2 separate regions of the Homo sapiens genome follow, and region 1 is linked to region 2. The links are chromatin loops, found by intact Hi-C in ENCODE. Cell type or tissue: IMR-90. All regions are shown on one strand. Each heading gives the region's core, and the rest is flanking DNA. Links, peaks and the distances in the headings are about the cores only. Region 1 overlaps SHROOM3 (shroom family member 3). Region 2 overlaps SCARB2 (scavenger receptor class B member 2).

The links. Peaks named below come from ENCODE experiments on the same cell type or tissue, not always from the same donor. Only the 100,000 strongest peaks of a DNase experiment are listed, where the experiment ranks them.
Region 1: a loop joins it to region 2, with 4 times the contacts of the local background. A loop is called at or near these places in 7 of 110 quality-filtered maps.

The regions. Positions count from the first base shown.
Region 1 is chr4:76,755,088-76,763,427 of GRCh38, reverse strand. SHROOM3 (shroom family member 3) reads right to left here. Exons shown (of 11, transcript NM_020859.4): 7 at 8,236-8,340; 8 at 6,491-6,979; 9 at 3,733-3,883. All of the region lies in intron 1 of SHROOM3-AS1 (SHROOM3 antisense RNA 1), which reads left to right. Among named protein-coding and RNA genes, the nearest start is that of SHROOM3-AS1, 43 kb to the left of the region's middle. RefSeq lists a silencer at 4,295-4,364. In IMR-90, for the core only: a CTCF peak has its summit at 4,924 (motif pointing right); a DNase peak (open chromatin) is centred at 4,937; H3K27ac peaks cover 3,493 bases.
Region 2 is chr4:76,176,413-76,184,752 of GRCh38, reverse strand. It overlaps SCARB2 (scavenger receptor class B member 2), which reads left to right. Exons shown (of 12, transcript NM_005506.4): 3 at 3,652-3,799; 4 at 5,048-5,236; 5 at 8,225-8,316. Among named protein-coding and RNA genes, the nearest start is that of NUP54, 32 kb to the right of the region's middle. RefSeq lists a silencer at 4,626-4,685. In IMR-90, for the core only: a CTCF peak has its summit at 4,735 (motif pointing left); a DNase peak (open chromatin) is centred at 4,742.

The DNA of each region.
Region 1 (8,340 bases), core at 36-8,035, 580 kb before region 2:
ATGCTCAGCTAATTTTTTAGTTTTTTAATTTTTTTTTTTTTGAGATGGAGTCTCGCTCTGTCGCCCAGTCTGGAGTGCAGTGGCACGATCTCAGCTCACTGCAACCTCTGCCTCCTGGGTTCAAGCAATTTTCCTGCCTCAGCCTTCCGAGTAGCTGGGATTACAGTTGTGCGCCAACACACCTGGCTAATTTTTTATATTTTTGGTAGAGATAGGGTTTCACTATATTGCTCAGGCTGGTCTCGAACTCCTGGGCTCCAGCAATCCTCCTGCCTTGGCCTCCCAAAGTGCTGGGATTACAGGTGTGAGCCACTGTGCCTGGCTTAAGCTTGGTGATTTTTTATTTAATCATGAGCCTTTGTTACATTCCAAAATATCAAACTACTTGAAGCACCCTTCTTTATCATACACATTCCATGCTTTTTCTTATCTTTTGGTTTCTCCTTATGCTTTTCCTTTTGTCTCGAATGCTCCTGACTCCTACCGATACATTCTTCAATGCTGATCTCAGGTTTTATCTTCCTGGAGGAGGTAAAATCTGACTCTACTCTCTTGAGTCAGGAACTGCTCCTTTGGGCTCCCCCAGTAGAGTCCATGTGTCTATCAGAAGACCAATAATGTAGTGCTAAAATAATCCACCTCTCTTGCCAGTCTAAAGTTCCAGGAAAGCAGACACAGTGTCTTATTCATGTTTGTATGCCCAAGGCAGAGCACAGTGTCTGAAACAGAGAAGGTGTGTTCTCACTAAGCATTTATGAGCCTAACATTTTACACTCACAAAGTGATGCAAACCCTCAGGCCACTTACAGCCTTAGAAGAAAGGATTGAGGGAAGAAGGAACCGAAGGAAATTCTAACTGGATGTGGAGGCCTCATTAACTAAATGGCCTTTTCTCATCTTTCTTTATCCCTGAAGAGCCAGATAAGCCCACAGGGCAAGTGGGTATCATCCCCCTGGTGCTGTGGGCAACATTTTCCACAGTGAAGAGAGAAAACAAATGTGAGCTGTTTTTCCTCGTAAGAGTCTGATTTAGGAAAGTGCCTAGCCTTGTTGGCAATAAGGCACCTTCTCACTGAACATCTTAACATGAAAGATACCAGATGCCATCAACATTTGCATACTTACATGACATTGCCTTAAACACTTCTCTGTTAAGATATTATATGCTCTTACACCCTGCAGCTCAAAAAGCACATTCATATATGTCAGTTAATTTGACCCCACAACTATTATGTGAGAGATCATTACCACTTCCATTTTATTAAGAAAAAAGGGTCAAGAAAGGACAAACTAGTTGCTTAACTTCCAGATTTTTTTTTCTTCTGAATTCTAATACCATGATCTCCCATCCAAGTACTAACCAGGCCTGACCCTGGTCAGCTTCTGAGATCAAATGTGTTGAGGATAGCAAGGCCATAGACTCGAATCCTATAACCTTTCCACAGTGGGCTTCTGGATATTTTTCTTCAGTTAAACGGTAAACTCCAACTTGGGAGTTTTGCACTTTATAACTTCATGAAACAAATGTTTATTGAGCACGTGCTAGGTGCCAGGCCCTGGTTATGTGGCTGTGACATTTCCTCTCCCTAAGATCTCTTCCACCCTGAGTGGGGTTTTGTCTTCCTAAGCCCGTGACTCCCCCAAAAGGCACTCCAAATGACTCGAAACTCCTCAGTCCTCAAGTCACGGACACTGCTGTTCTCATATTTTTGGTTTAAAATGGGTTTTAACTGGTTTTAATCTCAAACTCTAGCTCTGGTTAGTTATACCCAGAGAACCTCCAGTTTAGCTCAGTTCCCAGGGCAGCAAGGTTTAAAGGCAGCTGACCTGGGAGCAATTTTTAGCAGGCTTTGGGGTCAGAAAGACATAAGGTTAAATCTGACTTTAGCATCTATTAACTGTGTGACCCCAGCCCTTAAATTCTCTAATTCTGATTAGCATAAAATGTGGTAGTACAAGTGTCAGAGGAGTTTTGTGCAAGTAAGATAGTACAGCATTGTGTTGAAAAGAAAATCAAATACATAGCCCACACTTGGAATGAAATACATACTACCTAATGTTGTTTCCCGTGAGGATGGATGAATTCTCTATTTCTTCATATTCTCAGTCTAAAAATACTTTTTGCCACATAATGCTTCGAGTGAGAGGGTGATAATTGAAAGTGATGGGAAAACAGTTAATTGGGTACACATGGACATAAATATGGGACCAGCAGACACTGGGGAATAAAAGAGGGTTGGAAGGAAAGGGGACAAAGGTTAAAAAACTACCTATTGGGTACTATGCTCGCTACCTGGTTGATGCATACAATCATACAGCAAGCCTCAGGATCATGCAATATACCTTTGTAACAAACCTGCCTATGCCCCGATTCTAAAATAAAACTTAGAAAAAAAAACACTTAAAAATTAAGATAGGGAGGAAAAGCAATGAGTATTTGCCACACTGCAACTGTAAAGCAGGTATGCCCAAAGGCAGAAAACAAAATAACAAAAAAATTGTGTAAAACGTTCAGTTAAAGATGCCATGGCAACGTGATACATGTAAGGGTGTATACATAGCTCTCTCTTTGGGATAAATATAGACAGACCAAAAGCCAAGTGGTCTTATTTGCAATCAGGGGACCCGTTAAATGAAGTGCTCAGCAGTGCTGGGGTAGGTATATATATCAGGGGTATACAATGACAAGTATGTAAATAGGAAAACTTTGGGCTAGCAGGGAGCTTGCTACTACAATGGTTGCATCAGCATGTTAGCCATGACCCAGAGGTGCTGCAAAGATCCCTCCTGTCCAGTTACCCTCTGCTCCTAGGGTCTATATCCTGTGGTTTCATTCCAACAGACAAGACAGCTTGGGACACATTGTAGATCAAATGAAATAAAATCACCCTAGAAAGTTTCTCCTGGAATCAGGATCACTGAAAACCACTTACCTTCCAGGCTCAGCAAGAAGCAAGCAAGCTTTCCTTTGCAGCACACATGCCTGAGCTGCATAGAGAGCTGCAAGCACAGCAGAAGGCAGCCCCTCTGGTGCTATAGAGAAAGTGGAAGGCGAGAACTTTCTCCCCTGCAGACACAGCCCAGTTTAGATCTCCATGGCATGTGGGAAGACAGCAGCAGCATCACGGTCATTTTTTAAGTGTCTTAACATTTGAAATCTCTGTAGGAGTATCAAATGCTAACAACTAGATTCCAGCACTGCACTTTCAAGCTATTCGCTGAAGTCCCTCAAAAAGGGCTGGGGAAGATATAAAGGTTAATATTACTTTTTCTCAGAAGTGTCATTTAACAATTGGCCTCCTTCCCTAAAAAAAGTTTCTAGATTTTAAAATTTTCCTTTTGACTATGAAACAAGAAAATTACACACACCGTTGGCACTGGCCAACCAGCAGCTGAGAACAGTGTCGGGGTCCTGGTGCTGGATTAGGAGGCTAGGGACTTGGGTTCAAGTCCTGGCTATGAGACTTCTAATAATCCCTCTAAGCTTCACTTCTGTTATTTGTAAAAACGAAAAGTACAGTAGCTTACCTGCCCTGCCTACTCACAGAAAAGCTAAGAGGAAATTAGTTAAAGTGCCATGTAAATCCAAAGTCTAATGATTTTGGTGCAATCTGGTGATGTGACAGGTCCTTTCCCCACCTGCCTCAAGAGGCCCAGTCACCACGCTGATTACATGGACCTTGTCAATTTTTCTGAGGAAAGCTGAACAAGGGCATCCCATTCTTTATTTACCTTCTTTTCATTGACATCTGCCTGTTCCTCTTCCTCATTCACTTCTGCTGGCATCTCTTTGATTTTGTTCAGTAGCTCAGCCTTGGGAGCAGACACACTGTAGTAGGCAGGGCAGTTAACCAACATGCTCACTGCTTCCTTGTCTTCATTCCTGGGCCAAAAAGAGCACAAAGTATAGCCACACAGATCACGCCAGAGGCTTTGTTTCACTGCAGATGTCAGTCCATTCAGAAGTGCGTAACAATTCTATTTAATTTCTTTCCCAGAAATTAGGATAAACTAGTAACTGTTAACTAATGAGTGATTACTATGTACAGGGCTGTTGAAGCCAGGCAAACTTGGGATGGAAAACCACCAAAAGCAGCATTAGGGATGACAGTGGGAGTCAAGGCTATGGCCTCGCCAGCTGACTCTGGAGAAGACATTTAACCTCTCTGCTTTTGTGATTCATATAAGAACGACACTGACTCCTTATTTCAGAGAAAGGCAGTGTGGAACCATGACTCAATCAATGTGAAAGTATTTTCAAGGTGCTGCACAAACCTCAGGTTTTAGGTCAATTATTTCCTATACTCCTTTGGTTACATGTAATCTTTCTAGTGCCTACTATGCACTGTTGCTTGAACACACAAAATTTTTCCTTCTCAAGTGTGCCTGCTATCCCATATAATCCTGGGAAATCTGCAGTTTGCTGGTCCGCAGTGAACTAATACAAGATATAAAATCTACTCATTGATAATATAATAGGGATGTTTTAAGGCTGAAGAAAAAACTCAGAATTGAGAAACCTGCTATCTAGTAGTTCTCTGTTTTACCACATTTGAGTTGCCTTTCAGCCTATAATTCATATCCTACCCACTGAATAAATGACTCTATGGAAGTACGATTCTCTTGGAGAGGAACTTTATTTAATCTTGTGATATTATTTAACATCTAGCCCATCATTTTACTATGAAATTAGGAACCACACACACAAAAAATCATCTTTACTAGTTTCCTGCTTGATAACTGTCCCAGTAAGCAACAATGACCACATTTAATCCAGTTAATTGAAAGACAGGGAAAAGATTTTCTGATACATTTTTGTTTGTTTTTGTTTTCAGATATGTCCACCGCATTACAAATGGGATTCTCTGGCATCTGACCAACCCTCACAATGGCTACTGGCCATCTCATGCCCAACAGGACAATGCTTATTTCCACCAGGAGATGGCGCATGCCTTTTTTTTTTTTTTTTTAAATCCCCAGGAAGGTCTCAGTGCTGCAAAAGCTCCATGACCATTCTGCTTCTAAACTGACGGAGCAAACATATATTTCCAGTGGTAATGCTAGGAAATACTTTGCTAAGGATGTTACTTTGGTCCTTCAGCCAGTGGTCAGAGAACAGAATGACCATACTGCAACCACCCATGGTGAACTGACTGGCACACCTACAAAAATCTTATCTTTGGGGTCCCCATAGTACCCAGTGGATTGCCTTGCACATTGTAGGTGCTCAGTATGTGTTTGCTAAAGACATGACCCTGGATAAATCACTTCACCTCAATTAGTCTGTTTCCCAAATCTGAAAATAAAAGCAGTGAAATGGACAAGGTGACAGTTAAGGCCTTGAATCAGAAGAGCCTCTGACAATGTGACAAATAGCTTGTAAGTATCACATAGCTCTTTCCTTTCTCTCTCCCCCATAAAATGAAACGTGGTGTTCCTGTTAGTAATTTAGTTAGGATCAGTTGGAAATTTTTAAAATGCAATCCCAAATTTGGATAAAATGTTCTGTTTTTATTTAGTCTGGAAGCCACTAACTGCTGAGTCCCAGACTGTCAATCCACAAAGATTTCACTGAAAATTTAAGAGAAAATGAAAGCTACTCAGTCTTTCTCATAGTAGTCTTTTAAGGAAATAAAACATGCAAGAAAATACTGCAGTAACCCAGGAGAAATGAAAAGCACAGACTGCACACTGGGACACGTGTTACATGGCTGGCTCAAGGAGCTTCAGAAGCAGAGGCTCACGGACTGGGCCAAACCAGACAGTGCGCTCCTACTCAGACCTTTCCTGATTTTCAGGATTTGCGCCAACACCCACCTTAATGCCTCAGAGGTAAGGGTCAGTGTAGTACACGAATCTATTTCTCTAGGCTCTCCTCCTTACAAAGCCCTTCCCCTCTCAGTCTTGGCAAGACGTTGGCCACGCTCACCACTTCCACTTGCTCCTTTCCCAGCACCGAGCTCTGAGGGCCTCTCTGCCAGAGCAGCTCTGATACAGAACCGGCAAGTACACCTTTGCTGAGCTGGGGGCACTGTGTAATTGCTGGAGACAGGCACAGTCATGGGGCTGTGATCAAATCCAGGTGCCATCACTCACATGTTCAATGACCTTGGTGAGCATGGTCTTAATTCCTCTGTACTTCAGTTTCCTCATTTGTAAATGGAGGTAAAATTGGTAGCCACCTCAGAAAGTTCTTGTGAAAATTAAATAATGTTGATATAAATAAATTAATACAATGTTTGACACACAACGTTAACAATGGGTACTAATGGCAATTATTATAATTATTACTATTACTTTCTTTGTTGTTGCATATCTGTCCCACATCCTCACTGCCAGAGCCATTCCTCCAAGACTGAGATAAAATGTCACTCTTGGTTCAGGAGCTGTGGCAGTAGGAGAACATCAGGCAACTAGTCCTAGACTTATCATCATCCCCATGGAAGGAGTGTGATTGTAAGTCTCTCTGAGGACATCACCAGGGACTTACCTCTTGCCTTCACATCCTGAAGAGCTGACAGTTCTCTGTATGGCCTTCCTCTTTACACTGTTTTCCTTCAGCAAGTTCACATCTCGGGGAAACAAACCTTCCATCAGGTCCATTGTTGTCTTCAGCCTGGAGTCTGGATCCAAAATGTCTGCTAGAGATTTGTCTTGGTGGACAATTTCCTTGGCCAAAGCCTCTGTTCTGATGTCTTCTGAACTCTTCTGAGGATCAGGACTGACTTTCTTTTCTAAACCCTGAGTTCCACTGACTGGATCATGGCTGAGGCTTTGAGTCTGGATGGGTGCTGGCTGCCCACCAAGAGACCCAGCAAGTTGGGCGTGAACGCTCATGAAGGAGGGTGGTGTGGACTCAGCCTCTGAACCCTTGATAGAAGTTTGGAGTCTGGAAGCCAGTGTCTGACTACCTACCACATGGGCTGCACCAGGCATGTGCCTTTCCCTTGCAATTGTCACTTTAGAAAGTTTGTTGAAGCTGCCAGGGATATTTAAAAAAAAAAAAAAAAGAGAGAGAGAGAAAGAGAGAGTGATAAGAGAAGGGTGATGATAAGAGGGTGGAGAAAGACTGAGGGAGAAGCTTTCCACATCAGGGCTGTAGCTTTCCACATCTTCCACATGTTACTGACAGAGCTAATGTTAAAGAATATGGCTTCTGATTATAAGTGGGTCTCCTGATACTGAACCCCGAAACTAAAAACATTTACCTACCTAGTCACAGGTCATGCTAGACACACAAACATACATAGATATATACATAGGAGTAGGGTGAGATAGTCACATTTGAGATCAACCCCTTCTTTAGAAAACAACAGCACTCTAAAGGGGCTCCTGAGCCCAGCAGCTGGTCAGGAGGTTGTCATCTCCTGAGGAAGATGGACTAGGAATTCAGTTCTGGTGAATGTTGCTGTTAGATTCCAGAGATTTCTGAAAGGTCTAGGTTAACAGGGGTAGTGGTAGTAAGTCACTCTTGTGGTGTTTAAAGAAAGCCACTCAAAAGGTGCTGTCAGGCAATGTGTTTTTTTGGTGTTTTGAGAGATTACTTGTTCTAGGGACTATGTGTTGGGGAATGCTTCTTTCTCATTCTCCTAGCTTCCAAGAGGTTTTCCCTAAACATTACTGACCTTGAGCCCTACTCTTTATTCCTCCCTATGGACATGGAGTGATTTTGGAAAGAGAAGCTGAGCATTCACATCCCAGTCTCTCTTCTCTTTTGAGACTGAGGCTGCCTCAAGGCTGTATATATTAATATCTATGTGTATTTGTGTGTCTAACATGACCTTTGATGAGGTAGGTAAAGCTGTTTAACTTGGGGGTTCAGTATCAAGAGACCCACTTACAATCTGAAGCCATATTCTTTAATGTTAGCTCTGTCAGTAATAAAAGTGATGTTTTTGTCTTCTATATGCCCTCCTCTTTTGTCTTATTTCCTAACTGATTCAGAACTCATCCAGGGAGGAGGGATTTACTTGGACCGCCTAAGCCTATCCTGTCCCCAGAAGTGAAATGTGCCCCTTGGGTCCCAGCTTTCATTTCTGCCACCCTGACTCCTCAGTACCCAATGACACTGGTCCAACTACCTCCTGAGGCAAACAGATCAACAGTGTCCTGAGCTGAGCTGTATAGAAACATCTCCATGCCAGGGTTCTTCTGTGGCCAGCAGAAGGACCTGGGCCACCTGGGGCATGACACTCTCCTGTTAGTGGGGGAAAGCTGCCCAGTCTGCTCACTCACCTGGGGCGTGGCCCCTCGGGATCCTCACTGTCCAGCTGCGCCTCACATACAGTGTGGGGAGGAGGTGGAGGGAAGTCATCCATGCTATACACCGGGGTTTCCTGA
Region 2 (8,340 bases), core at 226-8,225:
TGGAATGCAGTGGCATGATCATAGCTCACTGTAACGTCAAACTCCTGGGCTCAAGCCATCCTCCCACCTTAGCCTCCCAAGTAGCTGACACTACAGGTACATGTCACCACGCCTGGTTCTTTTACTGTGTTTTCTATCTTGAGGCACTGTGCTCAGGATTCAGAGGCCAGAGGAAAGGAATTGGTTGAGCTCAGGTCCCATAGCAACCTTGACTGATGGTCTTACACAGCTGTACAATACAAGAGAGGAAAGCAAATCAGGGCTATTACCAGCAGAAAGCGGAATGGTTGTCTAACAAATGAAAAGTCCACTGCAAACACTGAACTTCAAGCTGTGTAAGTGGTTTAACACGGAAGTGTCTATCAAATTTTTAAATATATTCTTTGTAAACTGGAAGGGCATGTAATTTATCATTAGATTTGGCTTTGGTTAGAGGCATTTGTTAGAGGCATTAGCTGGTTTCATCCTACAGGCGTTTCTTAGGTACCTGTTAGGAGAGGTTGTCTCATACAGAGAGAGGAGCACCTTGTGCTAATGAGAAAGACTTGGGATCAAGTTCTCACTCTTCTGCCTGTGCTCTGTGTCCCCAGCTGTGAAGTGGGGCAATACTACATGCTGTATTTGTACTACATACTTGTAAGGATTAAATAAAATAAAATAATGTGGGTTAAACTCTTTGAAGAGCTATGCAAGGGTCAGCTATTTATAGGATTAGTGGGCATAGCTTGGTGCTTAGTGTGATATGATGTGTGATATGTGTATATGTGATAGGAAGTATGCTTCCTTCTATACACTTGACAGAGTATAGGATATAGACATGTGATATGATGAAATATATATTTAGTCTTCCTCCATTTCCTGGCATACAGCTCCTAAGATCCTTGGAATCGCTTAAGTGATAAGTGTCTTTTTGTATGCTAGTGAATTGACTGATGACTGGCAGCCTCTATGGCTCCTGGATGGGAGCTGGTCCTGAAAGAAGAGGACAGGATTAGAGGGTTGGGACTTTCAGCCCCACCCCCCAACCTCCCAGGAGGGGAGAGGGGCTGAAAGTTGGGTTGATCACAAATGGCCAGTGATTTAATCAATCATGCCTATGTAATGTAGCTTCCATAAAAAACCAAAAGGACTGAATTTGGAGAGTTTCCAGAGAACCAAACATGGGGAGGTTCCTGGAGAGTAGCGAGCCTGCAGAGGGCATGGAAGTTCTGAGCTCCTTCCCCTACACCTTGCCCAGTGCATCTCTTCATCTGTATACTTTGTAATATCCTTTATAATAAAATGTAAGTGTTTCCCTGAGTACTCTGGGCTGTTCTAGCAAATTAATTGAGCCCAAGCACAGGGGGATGGGAACCCCAATTTATAGCCATTAGTTCAGAAGCACAGGTAAAACAGCCTGGGGCTTTTGATTGGCATAGGAGGTGGAAGGCAGTCTCAACCTGTAGAATCTGATGCTATGTCCAAGTAGAAAGTATCAGAATTGAATTGAATTGGAGGACACTGCAGAATTATTGGTGCAGAGAAAACGCCACACACTTCTTGGTGACCAGAAGTCTCAGAAGTCTTAGAAGTCTTCTGTGTAAGTTGTTACAGTATGAGAGCACAGAAAAAAATGGTTTGTTTTTTCTACTGGAGAAGATACAAAGACTCATCTATTTGTATGCATCTATATGAATGCATTTATTTTCTCATCTGTTTTTATTTTAAAGTCTAGAAGGGATTTAAGAGGTATAAAGAGATACAATATACAGACAGTCCTTGACTTATGATGGTTCAACTTGAATGATGTTTTGACTTCGCGATTGTGTGAAAGTGATGTATTTGGCATGCCCCTCCAATGACGATAGAGTTACATCCAGATAAACCCATTGTAAATTGGAAAGATACTAAGTTGTTGAATCAAAAACAAACTTTCAACTTACGATGTTTTCAACTTATGATGGGTTTACTGGGACATAACTCCATCATCACCGAGGCGCATTTTTACGTACCAGTTTCAGCCTTCAGCTTGCTTGCAGTCTACCTGAGGCTACATGATAATTTCACAATCTAAATGATGTCACTCAGAAGTTTCTAATTGAATGCTAAAGACATGTACGGACATCCACAGGTGGGTGAGAAAAATCCCTGTGCTGCTATGGTTGGGAAAGGCCTCAGAGGAGGTGTGGGTAGCCCAGCTGGCCAATGCCTTCCTAACCTGTGCTCTTAAATTAGCTCTGTTCAATAGAAATATTACATGAACCACATGTGTAATTTAAGATTTTAAGATTTTCTAGTAGCCACATTTTTTAAAAAGTAGAAGGAAGCAGGTAAAATTAATTTTGATAATATATTTTAATTTTACCCATTATAACTGAAATAGCATCATTTCAATATATAATCAATATAAAAAAAGGTTGGCACTGTTTTTGAAATTCTGTATATATTTTACACTTACAGCAAATCTCAATTCCAGTTAGCCACAGTTTAAGTACTCAGTAGTCACATGTGACTAGTGGCTACCATGTCAGACATAATAACCCTAGCTGGTTTAGGAAGAAGGAAAGATAAGCAAAGGGAAAGAAACAAAAGTCACTGGAATTTATTGAACACCTACTATGTACCAGGCAGGGCTAGGGCTAGGGCTAGTGTGAGGCATTTGATGAACAAAAGATCAGATTCTGTTTTTATTTAAAATTTTGTTCATCATAAATTTTTGGCATAAATTTTGGTTTTAATAAATAGTGCATTAAACTATTTATCTTGATTACTACTTGTTTAGGCACCTCTTACATCACTCACACTGACTCTAGGCCCAGCCCTGGCACCAGGCGCTTTCTAAGAACTTTCTAATGCTTCATTTGGGGGCTCTAACTTGAACCAAACTGTGCTGTATATCAGAAACAGAGACCGGGTGTGGTAGCTCATGCCTGTAATGCCAGCATTTTGGAAGGTCGAGGCAGGAGGATCACTTGAGTCCAGGAGTTCAAGACCAGCCTGGGTAGCATAGTAAGACCTCATCTCTACAAAAAAATAAAACAATTAGCTGGGTGTGGTGGCATGCTTCTGTACTTCTAGCTACTTGGGAGGCTGAGGTGGGAGGATTGTTTGAGCCCAGGAGGCTGAGGCTGCAGTGAGCTGTAGTCATGCCACTGCACTCCAGCCTGGGCAACAGAGCGAGACCCTATCTCAAAAAAAGAAACAGGAGTGAACTCCTGTAATTTACTAAGCCTTGGGCATTATTTTTTAAAATAAAATTTCAATTTAATTCAATGTAGAAACAAGAAGACATTGGTAAACAAATTGAAATTCAAACTAAATCTGTGAACCAAACTGAAAATTTTGAAAATACTTCAGGACCAAACCATAACCCAGGAGAGAGTTCATCGGCTTTGATTCCCGGTCAAGGTGACCCTCAACTATTGCACCTCCCTAATCAGGGAAGAAAAGAAGGAAAACAAAGTTTTTGAGAAGACTCTATCCTAGGCCTCGTTTCCTTCCCACATTATAGCTTCGATCTCCAGCTTTTTAAGGCTTAGTAGCTGCAGTCTCTATATAATGTTATATTGGGAATGTTATATTGAAAATATAACTTGGATGCTGAAAGAAAGGAAAAGTCTTGCTTATTAAAGTGGTGTCTATTTTCAAATAAAACCCTTTTCTTTCTTTTAGGGAACTCAGAAACAAAGCAAATATTCAATTTGGAGATAATGGAACAACAATATCTGCTGTTAGCAACAAGGCCTATGTTTTTGAACGAGACCAATCTGTTGGAGACCCTAAAATTGACTTAATTAGAACATTAAATATTCCTGTATTGGTAAGTAGGCATTTTAATACCATTAAGTTGGATTTTGGAAGAAAGGAAAAAGCTAAGTTAATGCTCTTTATGATTTTACATTTAGGAGCCATTAAGTTATGTTGAAATATACATATATAAAAAGAAAAATACTTCTTTTCTTTTCTTTAAAGTACATCTTGGACTTTTTTCTAAGATGTATCAAATAAGGTCTTTTCAAATGATGACAAAATTCAGATTTTAGGATTTGTTTTCATAATTTCTTCCTGGGTGTTCAGGATTAGCAATTGTGCAAATAAATATGCCCCTAGGATTTTTTGGTAGCTAATAATTTTAAAAATGTTTATTTGCCCCTTGTTTTCATTCAGAAATTCTAGCAATGAAATTTGTATACCATTTCTTACTTCAGATTTTTATGTTGGATTTTATACTCTCAAAATTCATAAATTGACACCAGAAATCAATAGACTGGCAGCCTACTGTGATTTCAGTGGGCTCTGTTTATAATGGTAATTCTACCTAATAACGACACCTATTCTACATCTATTCTATACTGAGACCCATGAGACTTTCTTTTTTTTTAAATTAAATTAATTTATTTATTATTAATTTTTTTTGAGACAGGGTCTTGCTCTGTCGCCCAGGCTGGAGTGCAGTCAGTGGCTCCATCACAGCTCACTGAAGCTTCTACCTCCTGGGCTCCAGGGATCCTCCTGTGTCGGCCAGGGACTCCAGGCGTGAACCACTGTTCCTGGGCTGGCCCAGTAAACATTCTAATTCACCTACACCAACCCCTGCCGACTCTCCCACCCTAACCCCTAGGTGACCGCTCCATATGCAGCTGGACACTGATGATGGACCCAGGACCTAGACAGTATGAGGTCCCTGCCACCTAGTCCCAGGGGTGTAGGTCGGGTTTATAATGAGCCTCTGGCCCTGCTTAGGCGGAAGGTAGCGCCACCTTGTGGCCAAAGATGCCCACATGTTTACAAGAGCTTTTCCCCTTTTGTGGTGTCTGGATAACTCAGAGCCTGCAAATGGTCTCTTTGTAAATATTACACTTACAAAATGCAGTACTGGGAAAGGACAGAGAAGAGGCTTTGTCTTCCATATGCAGCCAGAAAGGAGCTCACTGCCTGATTTTTCAGCTATTTAATCTCAACCTTTACATTTATATTTCCAACCCCCTTTGCTATGGGGTAGTAGGAGAGAGTGGATGGAGGTGCTTTGGAGGGGATGCTGCTGTCTTAATATACCTCTGCTCCGCAGACTGTCATAGAGTGGTCCCAGGTGCACTTCCTCAGGGAGATCATCGAGGCCATGTTGAAAGCCTATCAGCAGAAGCTCTTTGTGACTCACACAGTTGACGAATTGCTCTGGGGCTACAAAGATGAAATCTTGTCCCTTATCCATGTTTTCAGGCCCGATATCTCTCCCTATTTTGGCCTATTCTATGAGGTAAGTAGATTTTTCTTTTCAGAACCTCTTTTTTTAGCTGACAGTGGGTTGGGGCACCCCAAGCCAGATTAACTTTGAGTTTCTTCTAGAAATTGCCTAGAGTTAAGTTATCTTATAGAGTGTGTGAAAAATGGAGTGTTTTTTGGAAAGAAAAAAAACTTGAGGCCGGGTGCGGTGGCTAATGCCTGTAATTCCAGGACTTTGGGAGACCGAGGTGGGTGGATCATTTGAGGTTAAGACTTTGAGACCAGCCTGGCCAACATGGCAAAACTCTATCTCTACTAAAAATACAAAAATTAGCCAGCTGTGGTGATGTACACCTGTAATCTCACCTACTCAGGAGACTGAGGCAGGTAAGTTGCATGAACCCAGGAGGCAGAGGTTGCAGTGAGCTGAAATTACACCACTGTACTCCAGCCAGGGTGACAGAGCAAGACTCTGTCTAAAAAAGCCAAAAAAAAAACAAAAACAAAAACAAAAACAAAAACCCTGGAGTGCAGTGGATAGTTGGGAAGTTGGTAAAAGATAAAATAACCCCAGGAAGAGGATTAGATTAGGGGTGTGCTCTGGGATTGTGATGGGTCTCCTCAGCTTTAAATTTGTAGCTGTTTTCTGGCTCTGCCTGTTCAAGAGTCTTACCCTCTTCATGTAATCCTGTAGCATTCCAGTTTTTATGGCAAACAGCAATAATTGTGTCCCTGGGCCTTCAAGGTTATATAAAACGTAGAAATTGTTAAAATAGAATTGTGAGCAAGTTTTAAAAAATTATATGTGTGAGAGACAGGAGTCCTAAAAGTAGGGCCTCACCAACTCTGAATGCATCATTCGGGAGAAGCAGACCAGGCAGGAGTTCCCTAGAGGGTCCTGTCTCAGAGGAATACAGCTTCACAGGACCAGAGGAAGCACAGATTTCCTGTCAAGCCCTGACTGAACCTCCCTTCTAGAAATAATTTCAGGAGAGCCTCCTACTGAGAGATATTATGCAAAGGTTCCCTCGAGGCCCTTTTGTTCCCAGTGGCTTCAATCCATCAGCCAAGTAGATCTTGTTGCTAATATCTCACTGTTTCTCAGATAATTTGCATTATATAACTCACTTTTTTTGTTTTTACATCATTGAATTCACCAGACTGATAGCCACACTATCTTATGTGGTTGTGAGGATTTCATGAGATGATTCATGCAAAAATTTTAGAACAGAGCCAGGAATATTATACTCAACAATTGTTCACTCCTATTATTATAGAGGAGCTACTACCTGTGCTATTTCTGAGAAATCATAGCTACATGCCCAAATAAAGAATTTTAGGAATGTAGTGTCTGTATGTGCCCTTAAGAAGTATAACTTGGAGAGAATATACAATTGAAGAAACCTTAATTGAAAATAGGGCTATATTAATACCGTCTTCTTCCAGTGTAGCTATTCTGGTATAATTGGTCCTGGTCCTGGACTTAGGCTTTTAAATTTGTTATTATTGAGAAATAATTCACTTACTATAACATTTACCATTTTAAAATGTACAATTCAGTAGTCCTTAGTATAGTCACAAGGTTGTGCAACCATTACTGCTAATTCCAGAACATTTTCATTATCCCAAAAAAGAAACTGCATACTCTCTTAGCAGTCACTCCTATTCCTGTCTTACTCTCCCAGGCCCTGGCAACCACTAATCTACTTTCTGGCTCTGTGAATTTGCATATTCTGGACATCTCATATAAATGGAGTCATATAATATATGCCCTTCTGTGTCTGCTTTTTAAATTTAGTGTAATGTTGTCAGGGTTCATCCATGTTGTAGCATGTATCAGTGTTCCATTCCTTTTTATAACTGAGGAATATTCCGTTGTGTAGATATACCACATTTTGCTTATCCATTTATCAGTTGATGGACATTTGGGTTGTGTTCCTTCTTGGCTATTATTAGAAGTGCTGCTATGAATATTTGTTCATACAAGCTTTTATATGAACATTGGGTATATACCTTGAAGTGGAATTCTCTTGAGTATATACATAGGTGTGGAATTTTGGAGTCCTATGAATTCTGTTTAACTTTGTTAAGAACTGACAAACTGTTTTCTGCAGTGACTGCAACATTTTTATATTCCTGCTAGCAATGTATAAAGGTTCCAATTTCTCCACATCCTCACCAACGCTTACTATTTTTCTTTTTTTTTTTTTTAATTGCCCTCCTAGTGGGTGTGAAGTGGTATCTCATTGTGGTTTTGATTTGCATTTCCCTAATGACTAATGATGCTGAACATGTTTTTATGTGCTCTCTGGCCATTAGTATATTTTCTTTTCAGAAATGTCTCTTCAAATCCTTTGCCCATTTTAAAATTGAGCTCCTACTTTTTAAAACCATAAAATAATAATATGGTTAATATAGTATTTAGCAAAATAGTCACTATTTTCTGGTCCTGGTTCAGTCTTGTGTAGCAGTTAGGCCCTAGTAGGACAGTTAGATGAAGATTAAATTTTTTAGTTACTGTATCAGTTAGGGTTGCCAGAGAAACTGAATCAAGAGGGTGTATATGTAGAGATGAGAAAGAGGGAGAGAAAGAAATTTATATTATGGAATTGGCTTATGTGATTATGGGAGCTGGTAAGTCTGAAATCCATAGAGCAGGCCAGCAGCTGGAAACTCAGGTAAAAGTTGATGATGTGGTCTTGAGTTTGAAATCTGTAGGGTGGGCTGCAACCTGGAAATCCAGGCAGAATTTCGATGTTGCAGTCTTGAGGAGAATTCCTCCTCTAAGAAACCTCTGTTTTTGCTTGTAAGGCTTTGAACAGATTGGAGGGGGCCCAGCCACTCATTATTGAGGGTAACCTCCCTTAAAGTTAACGGATTGTAGATATTAATCACACCTACAAAATACCTTCACCACACCATCTGGGCTAGTGTTTGACCAAACAACTGGGCACCATAGTCTAGCCAAGTTGTCATAAAATTATCACAGTTACTTTAAATGATCATATTCACATATTTTCAGAAAAATGGGACTAATGATGGAGACTATGTTTTTCTAACTGGAGAAGACAGTTACCTTAACTTTACAAAAATTGTGGAATGGAATGGGAAAACGTAAGTCAAATGATTTATCAGTGG